Regions from separate parts of the Homo sapiens genome. Here region 1 is linked to region 2. A link is a contact called in ENCODE Hi-C data. All regions are on one chromosome and are shown on one strand. The core of a region is the stretch at or near the end of the contact, and the rest is flanking DNA. Distances in the headings are between cores, read along the strand shown. Region 1 overlaps CTNNBIP1 (catenin beta interacting protein 1). Region 2 overlaps H6PD (hexose-6-phosphate dehydrogenase/glucose 1-dehydrogenase).

The links. A loop is a pair of places that touch in the nucleus more often than their neighbours do. Pooled maps may share reads with other maps.
Region 1: a map of chondrocyte shows a loop between it and region 2 (3-fold over the local background). The contact joins two enhancer-like sites. A Hi-C loop is called at or near these places in 1 of 168 maps with a recorded cell type or tissue (chondrocyte), 1 of 37 single-sample maps with no recorded cell type and 1 of 50 pooled maps.

What each region holds. Positions count from the first base shown.
Region 1 is chr1:9,860,287-9,866,853 of GRCh38, forward strand. The region is part of intron 5 of CTNNBIP1 (catenin beta interacting protein 1); the gene reads right to left. Among named protein-coding and RNA genes, the nearest start is that of CTNNBIP1-AS1, 15 kb to the left of the region's middle. RefSeq lists an enhancer at 1-251. Within about 2 kb of position 3,575, at least 3 of the 41 ENCODE cell types and tissues checked have a DNase peak (open chromatin) inside an H3K27ac peak, as active enhancers do.
Region 2 is chr1:9,265,140-9,271,794 of GRCh38, forward strand. It overlaps H6PD (hexose-6-phosphate dehydrogenase/glucose 1-dehydrogenase), which reads left to right. Exons shown (of 5, transcript NM_004285.4): 5 at 1-6,198. Among named protein-coding and RNA genes, the nearest start is that of SPSB1, 24 kb to the right of the region's middle. Within about 2 kb of position 2,117, at least 4 of the 41 ENCODE cell types and tissues checked have a DNase peak (open chromatin) inside an H3K27ac peak, as active enhancers do.

The sequences.
Region 1 (6,567 bases), core at 2,325-4,824, 600 kb after region 2:
CCAATTCAGAACCAGGATTCTAGGCCGGGTGTGGTGGCTCATGCCTGTAATCCCAGCAATTTAAGATGCTGAGGCGGGTGGATCACCTGAGGTCAGGAGTTCAAGACCAGCCTGGCCAACATGGTGAAACCCCGTCTCTACTAAAAAAAAAAAAAAAAAAAAAAAAAACAAAACTTAGCTGGGCGTAGTGGCATATGCCTGTAGTCCCAGCTACTTGGGAAGCTGAGGCAGGAGAGTCGCTTGAACCTGGGAGGCGGAGGTTGCAGTGAGCCGAGATCACACCACTGCATTCTGCATTCTGGCATGGGCAACAGAGCAAGACTTCATCTCTCAAAAAAAAAAAAAAAAAGAAAAAAGAATCAGGATTCTTCCAGGCCCAGCTCCCCACAACCATGTGCCCTGGGGACAGGGAGCTTCTGCCACATCATCCTGCAAGACCACTGAAATCCTCACCACCCCTCTTCCTTGCTGGCCAGAACTTCCCAGGACGGTGTCAGACATTCTGGGGTCAGGTACCTGGAGGCCTCCTGAACTCCTCAGGAGCCTTACTCCTCCTAAAGAGGGTAAAAAAGTGGGGCGTGAAAATTCAGAAATGTGACCTGAAATCTTCAGGGTCTGCAAATTCTCATGGCTGATGCGGGGAGCTCCCTTTGTGAGTCACCATCAGCAGAGGGAGCTAACTTTGGCTAAGTGCTTCACAACTGTCCAGGGAATGCCACCTGGCAAGCCCAGGGCCCATCCTTGACACACATGGCAGACCAGGCTGGAGAGGGAATGCGACCACATGCTCCCAAGTGTCCAGGACAACGCCCACTCTGTGTCTCATCCTCTTCTCTGACCATATGGTTTTTGGTTGTGGTACCTTTTCCTCCTCCCACGAGCTCATTAATCTTGCTATTAATACCAACTAGCATCTGCTACCTGGCTATCCAAAACTGCAGTGGCTGAACTACCAGCTCTAGGGAAAGGCTACCTGGAAAAGCAGGACCCAGACGCTCCTCCAAAGGGAAGCATTTCTGAAGGGGACAAAACTCAGGTACCACCCTGGACTGGGCCTCCTCCCACACAAACCAAGACCTGCTGGTGGCATGTGCTATTTTCAGCAGCTCGGGACTATGAGCTGGGTGTTCTATACATCTCAGCTCTGATGCTCCAGAGTCCCCAGGGGATGGCTTTTACCCAGAGACAGCATACACTTGGGTTGCTATGGGGATGGCGGCCGGCGACCAGTGATCCACCAGGGTCTTAGCAGCCAAAGCAGCACCAGGCTCAGGGGCGCCTCCTGGGCTCCAGGCTGACAACCACCACAGGCACAAGAGGCTGCTGGGCGGTGGCACTGCAGCAGCCAGTGCTGTGTGGACGTGCATCGAGCTGCCAAGCTGCTGAGCCAGCTCCCAGTAGAGACATCAGGCCTCCTGGAACAGCCAAAAAGAGCTCAGGAGGCAGCTAAAGGCCCTCCTAGGCTTGGGGTCCCTTGTGGTACCCCAGTACCAAGACCCTGGAGCTGATACCCAGCCTGGGTCTGACTCTGACTAGCTGTGTATCCCAGGGGGAAGTCCCTGCACATCTAGCCTCAGTTTACTCATCTGTACAACGTGATGAATCTATCCCCAATCTAACTAGCCACAGGATAACATCCACAGCATAAAGCATCATAAACGACATCCCACAGGGTCGCACCTTGGGGCTCCGTTATCCCTGCTCTGTTCTAATCCCAGATGTGCTCCCCCAAATCCATCTTGCCCTGTTCCCACCCTCCCATCCCTGCTGAGCGTGACACACACATGACCTTTGTGATATGTCTTCCCAGGTAAGGTGTTCATTCCCTGTATTCAAATTCCTTGGTTCCCCAAAATATAAGCTCTCATAGACCAGGGAGCTTTGATTGCCAAGAAGGGACAGAGAAGACCAGGTCTTCACCTAAAACCCTGACATATTCTCTCTCTTTTTTTCTTTTTCTTTTATATACACACCTTCAATAGAGATGGGGTCTCACTATGTTGCCCAGGCTGCTCTCAAACTCCTGGACTCAAGTGATCTCCTGCCTCAGCCTCCCAAAGTGTTGGGATTACAGGCATGCACCACCGTGCCTGCCCCATCCTGGCATATTCTCAAATTTTAGTGGGCATCAGAATTGAATCACCTTGGGAGCTTGCTTAAAATGCAAATTCCCAGGCTCATCTGGCAGGCATTCTGGGGCTATGGCAGGGCCCAGGAGTCTGCATTTTAACAAGCACCCTCAGTGATTGAGGTGTGCAAATGTGTAGAGCATGCTCAGAGAGCTCAGTGCTACAGACTGTCCCCTGACCTCCACCCGACCCCAAGCTGTCATGCCTTCTTGCCCAGCATTCTGGAGGAGAATCCTGTAGCATCCTTCCCACCGGTTTCTCTACACGCACATCCGCATGCATTCTCCAAGGCCCCGTGCAAACAGCACCTCTTCTCTGTGGCTTCCTAGGTGGTCTCCCCTCCCTCAGCCCAAAGCTCTTTACGCATTAGTTCACACGCCAGTCTGCTCTGCTGGTCCAGGAGCTCACGGGCAGTGCTGAGGGGTGGCACCGTGCCTAGCACACAGCAACTGTGGGCTGATGTGAGTGGAACCGTCCAGCCATTGGATGGAGCAGCCCTCAATGCCCCTCTCTGACAGGGCCTGCCTCTTACCAGGGCTTGAGGGGGGAAGTGTAGAGTCCCACAAGGACTTCTCTGAGGCCATTCGGGCATCTGTTCTCAGTTCTAAACAACAGAACCCATGACGCGGGGTGATGGGGTCAAAGCGACCCTCCCTGGAGCCGCAGCCAGGTGCTGAGTAAGCAGCTGGGGTCAAAGCGACCCTCCCTGGAGCCGCAGCCAGGTGCTGAGTAAGCAGCTGGCCCTGCACTTCAGCACATTCCTCGCTTTTCTTGGGATTGTTTTTCCCCCTTTTTCAGTGACACAACTTATACACCAAATCCTCCTGGCTGATTTCTGTTCAATTCAATATATAGGTGATTTTTGGTTTAATTTTGTTATTAGGTTACAGGTAATTCTCATATAAGTGTTGATTAAAGTTAACAAAGATTAGCTTCCCATCTCATAGACTAGAATTCTCCCTGGGCCTGACTATAATTTCAGTGCAGAGTCTGTTACCGCCTGGAGCCTCTGAGAGAAGCCTCCAAGCCACATGCGGGGAGAGAGGGGACCCAGAAACCCCAGCAGATCATCCGTGTGGCACCGGGCCAGTGCAAAGGAGGGGCCCAGCCGGCTGCCCCCAAGGAGGAGCTGCTCCAGCAGCCTGGCCCTGGAAGGCGCAGTCCAGGCATCCATCCAGCAGACACCTACACTGCACCAGAGGCGGGATGGGGGACTCATGTGTGATGGTGAACACGGCACAGACCCTGGTCCCGAGGGGCTGCCAACATAAGGTGGTAAGACTGGCATGGAGCTCCAGGGCACATGCTGACTTGGAAGGGGTCAGCGAGGGCTTCATGAAGGAAGTGAAAGAACAGAGGCTGGAAGGCTGTTATGGGGGATTCCAGGAAGAACTTTCCACACTGAGCTGTAACATGGAGATCATGCCACCACCCCTAATAGGGCAGGGCCGCTGAGGGGGTCAAGGGGGTTGGTGAGCAGAGAGCTGCCTCCCTCATGCCATGCTACGAAAGGAGAGGCCGTTTCCTTACAGCCTGGTTTCTGCTGATCTACCCATGACCACAGATATTTTAACAAGGTTCCCAGTGTAACCCTCAAGCCAACTGACCTAGTTTAGGCTCTCTGGCAGCAGATCCTGAACCAGCAGCCTCAGCTTCCAAAGGGGAAAGCCTGGCTGGCCGCAGCTGGGGGAACCTTCCCTGGAAAGTGTCTTGGAGAAAGAGTGTGATCAGGTGGAGGCAGGAACAGGCCTGGGAGCCCCGGTGCCAGCACACAGCTCCCAGAGACAAGAAGGGTGGCAGCAGACCAGGGCATGGCCCCAGGAGGCCCCCAGGCAGAGAAAAAACAAGGAGCTTCCTTGACAAAATGAGCCAAGTCTAGGTCTAGGCGGGGTCCCTCTCAGCAACACCTTGACAAGGGCCTTTTCTTTTTTTAGGCCGAGTCTCGCTCTGTCGCCCAGGCTGGAGTGCAGTGGCGCGATCTCGGCTCACTGCAAGCTCCGCCTCCCGGGTTCACGCCATTCTCCTGCCTCAGCCTCCTGAGTAGCCAGGACTACAGGCGCCCGCCACCACGCCCGGCTAATTTTTTGTATTTTTAGTAGAGACGGAGTTTCACCATGTTAGCCAGGATGGTCTCAATCTCCTGACCTCGTGATCCGCCCACCTTGGCCTCCGAAAGTGCTGAGATTACAGGTGTGAGCCACCGTGCCTGGCCGGACAAGGGCCTATTCTGAGGCACTGTGGGAGGATGACAGTTCTGCGGGTGACTGGCCATGGGTGGCCTTTGCAAAGCACCATCAGAGGCCTGGAACTGTACTTGCTGGGCACCACCCCAGTGCAGTGCTGAGGCAAGAAGAGACCCGGAGCTCTCAGAGAACCAGCACATTGGAAGGCACCTATAGGTGGAGGGCCCAGGGTAAAAATGCAGCAGAAAGTGTTCCCCATTTGTTCTGCCCCTTTCTGAAATACCTAACAGCCCAAGTCATCCCTGTTCCTCAAGTAAACACTGTCCTGCTTAAAAAAGCATGTGGCTGGGCTGGGCGCAGTGGCTCATGCCTATAATCCCAGCACCTTGGGAGGCCAAGGTGGGCAGATCACGTGAGGTCAGGAGTTTGAGACAAATCTGGCCAACATGGTGAAACCCCATCCCTACTAAATATACAAAAATTAGCTGGGCATGGTGACATGCACCTGTAATCCCAGCTACCTGGGAGGCTAAGGCAAGAGAATTGCTTGAACCTGTGAGGTGGAGGTTGCAGTGAGCCAAGATAGCACCACTGCACTCCAGCCTGGGCAACAGAGTGAGACTCTGTCTCAAAAAAAAAAAAAAAAGTTTTATTGGAAATTATTTAAGAACACAGTGAAATTATCATGCGTAAAAAATGGATGTTAAAAATGGGTATTAAGGCCGGGCGCGGTGGCTCACGCCTGTAATCCCAGCACTTTGGGGGGCCGAAGCAGGTGGATCACGAGGTCAGGAGATTGAGACCATCCTGGCTAACACGGTGAAACCCCGTCTCTACTAAAAAAATATATAAAAAATTAGCCAGGCGTGGTGGCGGGCGCCTGTAGTCCCAGCTACTCAGGAAGCTGAGGCAGGAGAATGGCATGAACCCGGGAGGTGGAGTTTGCAGTGAGCCGAGACCGCACCATTGCACTCCAGCCTGGGTGACAGAGCGAGACTCTGTCTCAAAAAACAAAACAAAACAAAAAAACAACAAGAAAAAAAAACAGGTATTAAAATGTTTATGGTCCCAGCCTTGTGCTACAGATGTATGCATGTTTGTGAAAGGATGACAGGGAACTTAACAAAGGGTAAGAGTGATTACAGCTATGCAGTAGGATTCAATATTTCAAACTTTTCTGCTCTTTCTCCCTTTCCCCAGTTTTTTAAAATGACTATGCACAATTCTATAACTGGGAAAAAAATCACTACGCATTAGAGGGAGCCACACTGACCATGAGAGAAGCCTGGACTCAGCACTCCACAGGCCTGCTTCAGGAAGCTCTGGACCTCCCCATTCCTGCAGCTGCCCCTTCCCAGCAGGGCGACCTTCCTGAGAAGTACTGACTTCCTCTGGTTCAAAGCCAAGTCTCTCTGGTTTCCAGGTCTGCTTAGACACCCTTGGGGACTAGAACCCAGTTCATTTATTTGTCCAAACATGACAAACAATAAGATGGAAGCCACAGTTCCAAGCTCAAGGAGCTCAGAGCCCGGTCAATAGATGGATTAGGAGACAGTGTGGGTGTAGCACAGCTGAGGTACATGCACATGTGACAGGAGGGCCTGGCCCAGGTTGCAGGGGGCAGGGGAGTAAGGTGGGGGTGAAGGCTGGTTCCTGGCGGCCAAGAGGCAAATGCAGTGGCAGAAAGGCATGAACATGGCCATTCACTATGGCCCTTTACAGTGTGAGGTCAGGTCTTGCTCACCAAGCTAAAGGGGCTGGATTTTATCCTCAAGGCAGTGGGGAGCCACTGAATGATTTTAAGTTGGGTGGAGGCTGGGCATGGTGGCTCCCGCCTGTAATCCCAGCACTTTGGGAGGCCAAGGTGTATGGATCACCTGAAGTCAGGAGTTTGAGACCAGCCCGGGCAACATGGTGAAACCCCGTCTCTAATCAGCTGGGTGTGGTGGCGGGAGCCTGTAACCCCAGCTACTCGGGAGGCTGAGGCAGGAGAATTGCTTGAACTGGGAAGGTGGGGGCTGCAGTGAGCCGAGATCACGCCACTGCACTCCAGCCTGGGTGACAGAACAAAACTCCTTCTCAAAAAAAAAAAAAAAAGTCGAGTAGAGACCCACTAATGTCACTCTAAGCCTCCAAAAGTCTCTCCAGCTGTGGGGGTAGAGAGCAGACCTGAGGGGGCAAGATGGGAAGTCGAGATGCCAGATAGGAGTGATCTGAAGCTGTGAGACAAGAGTGAATATGGGCTCAGTCCAAGA
Region 2 (6,655 bases), core at 867-3,366:
GACCTCCAGCAGTTACACATTCATATCAACCAGCACAACACGGGATGGCGCCCAAACTCCGGCGTTCACAAGAGGAGACGTGACGTGGTGGGCTGAGGTTAATCAGGGAAGGTTTCCTGGGGGAGGTGATCCTTGAACTGGCTCCCGGGGAACATTCAGAGCATGATTGGTAGACAGAAGGGTGCAGAGGCGCCCAGGGGAGTACATTGCCCCGTGCAAAGCAGGGGCATTGGGGACTGTCTTGAGACCCTGAGGGGGTCAAGCCCCTCCTTCCCCAGCTGCCCCTCCTTCTAGAACCTCTGCACATCTAGCCTCTGGCCCTCCTCTTCACTGCCTCCACCTGCTCCCGCTTGCCATCCCTGTCTCCTCCATCCTGGCTGTGCAGTAGGAATTCCAGGCTCCTCCCTGTGTCTTTGCTGTTCTTCAGACTCCATTTATAGAGAATGAGGGCTGATAACAGGAATACAGTGGCAAAGACTAGACTGTGGAAAGGGTTCCAGAAATCTTTTTTCTTTTTTAATTAAAAAAAATATTTGCAGAGATGAGCTCTTGCTATGTTGCCCAGGCTGGTCTCAAACTCCTGGGCTCAAGCGATCCTCCCATCTCAGCCTCCCAGAGTGCTGGGATTACAGGTGTGAGCTACTGCGCCCAGCCCCAGAAATCTCAGTGCTGTTTGGAGCTCCATTTCTCATTTGATGACTTGCTCTGCGTGGGGAGGTGGGGTCTCATTCCCCCAACTTCCTCAGGGAGGACCCCTGCCCTCCGCTGCTCCTCTGTCCTGCTAGCCTTCCTCCAGGAAGCACACTGGGTGCAGATAATCAGGACATTCCAGAGATCCCCAATTTAAGAGGGTCATTTCCATCTCAGGGGACTCCCGGATGGGTGTTTCCGCTCTCAATAGCCCCTCTTGTTTTACCAGGAAAGATCCAGTTAAATCACCCACTGAGGTGACAGCTCATTAGCGGGGAGAGAGATGGAGCATCGAGTGACACTGGGCCATCCAGGCGGCTCTGCTCCCACCAGACAGGAGCTAGGCCTCACTGGCAGGGGGGCTGCCCACAGCCTTTTCAGGGGCTCGCTTGGCGGGTGACGGGGCCGCAGCCAGGCCTTCTCTCCCTGCCCCTTGGTGACCCCGTGGCTTCCTGTCTGCTGGCCTCTCCTGCTACTTATCACTTCACCACGAACTCTCTGCCTGAGACTGGGGAAGTAAGCGGGTATCTTCTCAGTGAGCATAGGTTGGGGACTGTGATCTTGAGAAGCCATGGGCCAGCAATACCTGCTTTTCTGAAGCCCCCAAGGAGGGCTCTGACATTCTTTTTAAAAACACCACAAAGCAAAATTCCCAGGACATGTGTAGTTTTGTTTGTTCAGTATCCCACAACTTAAGGCTGGGAGATGGAACTCTTGGTTAAGGTCGATTTTTCTGTCTGGCTTCTCCGCACCTTCCACTTGCTCTCTGGATCAGGCAGATATAAACTTTCTAGCGCATTTTGAGAGAGGGCTTTCTTGGGTGAGGGAGCATGGCAAAGTCGGTTTCTCTCTGGACTGTTTACACTTCAAGGCGGTGGATTTAGAGGAATCCTGGCTTTCATTTTCAATGCCAGTCTGAGACATGTTCCCAAGCCGGGGCTCTTGTTCACACCACTTACTCTGGCCACCAACAACAACCCAGGCCAGACAGAGCATCTCTTTTTTTTTTTTTTGAGACAGAGTCTCTGTCGCCCAGGCTGGAGCCCAGTGGCGAGATCTTGGCTCACTACAACCTCCACCTCCCGGGTTCAGGCAATTCTCGTGCCTAAGCCTCCCGAGTAGCTGCGACTACAGGCGCCGGCCAGCATGCCTGTCTAATTTTTGTATTTTAGTAGAGACAGGGTTTCACCATGTTGCCCAGGCTGGTCTCGAACTCCTGAGCTCAGGCAGTCTACCCACCTCAGCCTCCCAAAGTGCTGGGATTACAGGCGTGAGCCACCGCGCCCAGCCAGAACATCTGTTTTTACACCCAGAGAGCGCCCCTCGTTAGGACAGAACCACGGTGCCCAGAGCCAGGAAGCCGCCCTCCTGGCGCCCAGCATCTGAGCTTCTACACGTGATGGGCGGGCTCAGGAGAGGACAGGGAGTCGTGGTGGAAGTTCCACAGCTGGCCGCGTGGGGGGGCCCTTGCACCGCACTGCCGCCTCCTGACTGCCCCTATCCCCGCAGCCCCTGTGCCGGATTTCATTTCCCTCCTCTCTCCCAGGGTACCTGGCCCCAGCACTCTCCCATCTGTTCTTCAGGAACCGACTCCTCTCCAGTTGCAACACCAGGGAGAAAGGGGCCTCCACATGCCCAAGTACCCCTGCAGGATGAAGGGCAGGCCGGCCCTTGATGTGCCATTTCTGAATAATAGTCACTGCCGCCGAGTCTAGGATGTCCTGTTCTAACTCAGCCCTGCCTCGGATGCACCACCGATCTGTGCAGAGTGGGTGTGGGAGTGTGGGTGAGGGTCGAAATGCCAAAGGTCTACTTTCCAGAATCAAGTGCCTTCTGCAAATCATGTTGGAAAAGTCCAAACCTGGAGATGTCCCTGTGCCTCCGCCCCTACCCACCCCTTTTCCTTCAGCTGTGTTAGGAAGGAGAAGTTTTCAGAACCCTCTAGGCTGGTGGCTTTCAAACTTCAGACCATGATCTGCAGCAAGAAACGTGCCTTCCATCATAAATCAGTCCATTTGTTTACAACTGTGTTCCAAGCAGGTTTCATAAAGAAATTCTTAACCTTAGAACCTCGGATATCCTCTATGTTTTAGTTTTCATTTTTTTAAAATGCTTCTTAAAATTCACTAAATTGGGCTAGGTGTGGCTCATGCCTGTAATCCCAGCACTATGGGAGGCTGAGGTGAGAGGATCACTTGAGCCCAGAAGGTTGAAACCAGCCTGGGCAACATAGTGAGACCCCATCTCTACAAAAAGTTTTAAAACCAGGTATGGTGGTGCCCTCCTGTGGTCCCAGCTACTCGGGAGTCTGAGGTGGGAGGATCACCTGAGCCCAGGAGACTGAGGCTGCAGTAAGGTGTGATTGCACTATTGCTCTCTAGCCTGGAAAACAGAGTGAGACCCTATCTCAAAAAAAAAAAAAAAAAAAAAGGAAAGAGTGATGACAACAGCCCAGGGAGCAGCCCCGCTCAGAACCCAAGTCCCAAGTTCCAGCACTGTGTTCCCAGGCAGGCTGTTTGCCTCTTCCTGGTCTGGAAGCCCTTGGGTCCTATGGTGGCGGCAGCTCCCACAGTCCAGGTTCCCTGGTGGGGACCAATGATTCCATCCGCATGGAAGCCCACGTGTGCACTTAGGGGCCCATAAATGGCAGAAGGGCCCCTCCTTTGGGAGACCTTGTCAGTCAGCATCTCTAGGGCAACCGTGATTGCCATTTGTAGAGGGGAAGGAATCAAGGGACTTTAAGCTAGATCAAAATCTGGGGACAAATTCTCCTGCTAACTGCAAGTTAAAATAGGCCCTTCTTACTGAATTTCCCTGTTTGTTTCTCTGCAGACAATGCTTTAGCCCTACTCTTGGGCCCCCAAGTTAGCAGAGTAATCAAAGCTTCCTACCGTTTGGCCTACTATTCCAGACTAGTCCCTCGAGGGGTTCCCTTCCAAAATATGCAGGGCTCAGGCTCCCAATTCCGGGCCTGTCTGCTTTGCTTGTGTTTCTCCTGTCCCTGTTCTCCCGGAGGGCCCAGGTGGAACTCACGACAGGGAGGGAGACGCTTCCCAAAAACCTGCAGGGCTATTTCCCAGAATTTGGTTTTCAAGTACAAAACTTTTTGTCCTGTAAGATATATGCAGCCTCACAGAAGCAGCCTCTGCCTCCACTTTACCAGCTACGTTTTTATCTTAAGCACATGGGGCTCCCTTAGAACTTACTCCACTGATTTAAAAAAAAAAAACTGCCTGGCAGCATCTCAGTGTCAGAGTGAGCACGGCACAGGAAAGGCCCGTGGTGACGAGGGTGAGGTGGCCACAGTGACCGGACGACAAATGAGACTCTGCAAATGAGACTCCAGAGGGTGAAGATCTGCGGTCTCCAGACATCATAGGCCATGTGACCCACTAGGGGCCGCTTACCCCTGGCCGTCCGCTGGCTGAACTGAACGCATTCCCTCTCTCCGCAACTCTCCCGTGAGGCTGCACCCGTGTGGGTAGCACTGGAAGCGGCACTGTTTGCATTGTACATAGGAAGGAAGGAAGTTCTTCCAGCCTCACCAGCACCTGGCAGCGAGTCAGAGCCTGTGAGGGCATCCGAAGCAGTGATGCAGTGTCAACCTCCCAGCTGGTGCCACTCTGCCCTCGGGGGCTCCAAGCATTGTAACTCAGTCATGGGAGCTGCCTCTTTGGAAGTGCAGATTTATTCCTGTAATAATCCTGCCTGCTTTTACCTCTCGTCCACTGACCAGCAAGTGTGAGTCCCGGTGTCAGTCGGCACAGTCCAGTGTCCATCTGCATTTGCTCATGCAGAGGGGGTGAGTTGGGCACTCCCTGTTGTTGGTTTTCCTTTTGCAGCACACTGGGCAGTCTCCCTATAAAACAAAAACCCCACCTTCTGTGCCTTCTGCTTTAGAGCAGAGCTCCCCCTCCCATTTCCTCAGTCTTCCCTGCAAAATCTGTCCACCGGGGAAGGCAGCAGGAACCCTGGGCAGCGGGTGTTCTGGGAAGGCTAGTGACAGCAGATGTCATCCAGGAACAGCCACACACGGTTCTCCAGGCCGCCGTCAGCAGCTCAAGGTGGGGTATGAGTGAGAAGCTGAGGATCTCGCAGCTTGTTGCTGAGCAAGGTGCAACCGGGCTCATGCTGTCATCAGCACAAGACGGGATGGCAAGGGCTTTCAGACGCATTTCCAAGAGTCCAGCAAGCCAGGGGGAAGATGATCCCTTTGCCGAAGTGTACCCTCTAGCCAACTTTTGGGAGCGCTTCTGTTTGCAAAGCGCTGGGGATGTGCCTGTCTCTGTGTGACCCACGAACGGGAAGGGAGAGCACTGGAGTAATGACACTTCTGCTGCTGCTTTGATTCTCAAGGCTGATCTTTAAAACCCTCGCCTTGCTGACAGGTGCTTTAAAGGCAGTCTGCATCTTTTCTTCCCTTGGTGTGGGAGAGGTAAACACTTTGATTTGCTGAAAGCTGTATGGAGTATATTTGAACAGCTAGTAGTTAGCTTTGAAAGTGGAAGTGTGAACAGACACTACTTGTGTCGCTTTGGGTCCTTCACTTTACCCCCACAGAAGTCTAGAGGCGTCTGTTATAAAGCGTTACGGGGCGCCTGCATGCAGGAGGAAGGACCTGTATTAGCTGGAAATCATCAGGAACCCAGCTTGCCTCCATCTCTCTGAGATGTGCTGGGTACAGCCTGCCCCTCCTAGTTCTGTCCACCGGGAAGAGCCGGCTGGCGGCAGATCCCCAGGGGCAGAGCCCCTGCTGGATCCTGGGAGCTCATCTTTACCTGTGCCGGAGTGGGAACTGTGATTCCAGCCGGGCAGGTCAGAGTGGAGCAGTGCTAAGAGGCTGTTGCAGGAGAACTAGACGGGCGGGGCCTGCTGCATCTGGATCATGTTTCTGTGCTCTGCCCCGCGCTAGGGACTCAGGGTCTGGGCTTCTGCCAGGTGAGGAGCAGAGAGACTGTTCCCTTGGGTGGAGAGGTGTGGGCATGAGAGCCACCCATTGCCAAGCAGCAAGAATGTTCGTGCTTTTTTCCAGAGAGGGGAACCCCACTGGTTTTTGTGGAAACAATGGAAACTTACAGATGCCTGCCTGGGATGATGAGGCACATTCAGAACAAATGCTTTTTTTTTTTTGAGACAGAGTCTCGCTCTGACGCCCAGGCTGGAGTGCAGTGGCGCGATCTCGGCTCACTGCAAACTTTGCCTCCCAGGTTCAAGTGATTCTCCTACCTCAGCCTCCCGAGTAGCTGGGATTACACCACCATGCCCAGCAAATTTTTGTGTTTTTAGTAGAGACGGAGTTTCACCATGTTGGCCAGGCTGGTCTCGAACTCCTGACCTCAGGTGATCCATCCGCCTTGGCCTCCCAAAGTGCTGGGATTACAGGCGGGAGCCACCATGCCTGGCCAGAACAAATGCCTTTTTAAACCTTTTAAGAACATTTTTAAAATGTCTTTTTCTATGTCAAATGTAACGTTTATTTTTTTAAACAATAAAATTGATTTGCCAAAATCCGGGCTTTAATTCTTTATTTGGGGCATGAGGTGTAGGGGTTTGTGGGCCCCAGCGTCATGCTGTGTGTGTTCTTGGAGGAGGGGAGGGCTGCCGTGAGTGAGGGCCCTGAACCGAGGACAGCCGCGTGCCTGTTGCGAGTGTAAGTGTGTCTGACTGAGCAAGCCAGTGCATTCCGTTTGCAAGAGGGTCTGTGGGCCTCATGGGAGAGAGAGCAGTGGGCAGGATGATCTCATTTCATAGACTCCCAAGCAGTCTAGGAAGAGTCCCCCAACCTTCCCGGCAGCCCACTGGAGGGGAAGGAGCTCACCCCTGAGTGGGAGATCGGGAGGGGAGGGTCTTTGAGGACACCAGAGCCTGATGCCTTCATTTGTCTTCTCTCCTGTCCCTTGCCTGAGTCCTACCTCCAAGCTGTGTCACACTCCCAGGAATGTAAGTGTTTTGGGGAAGTCAAATA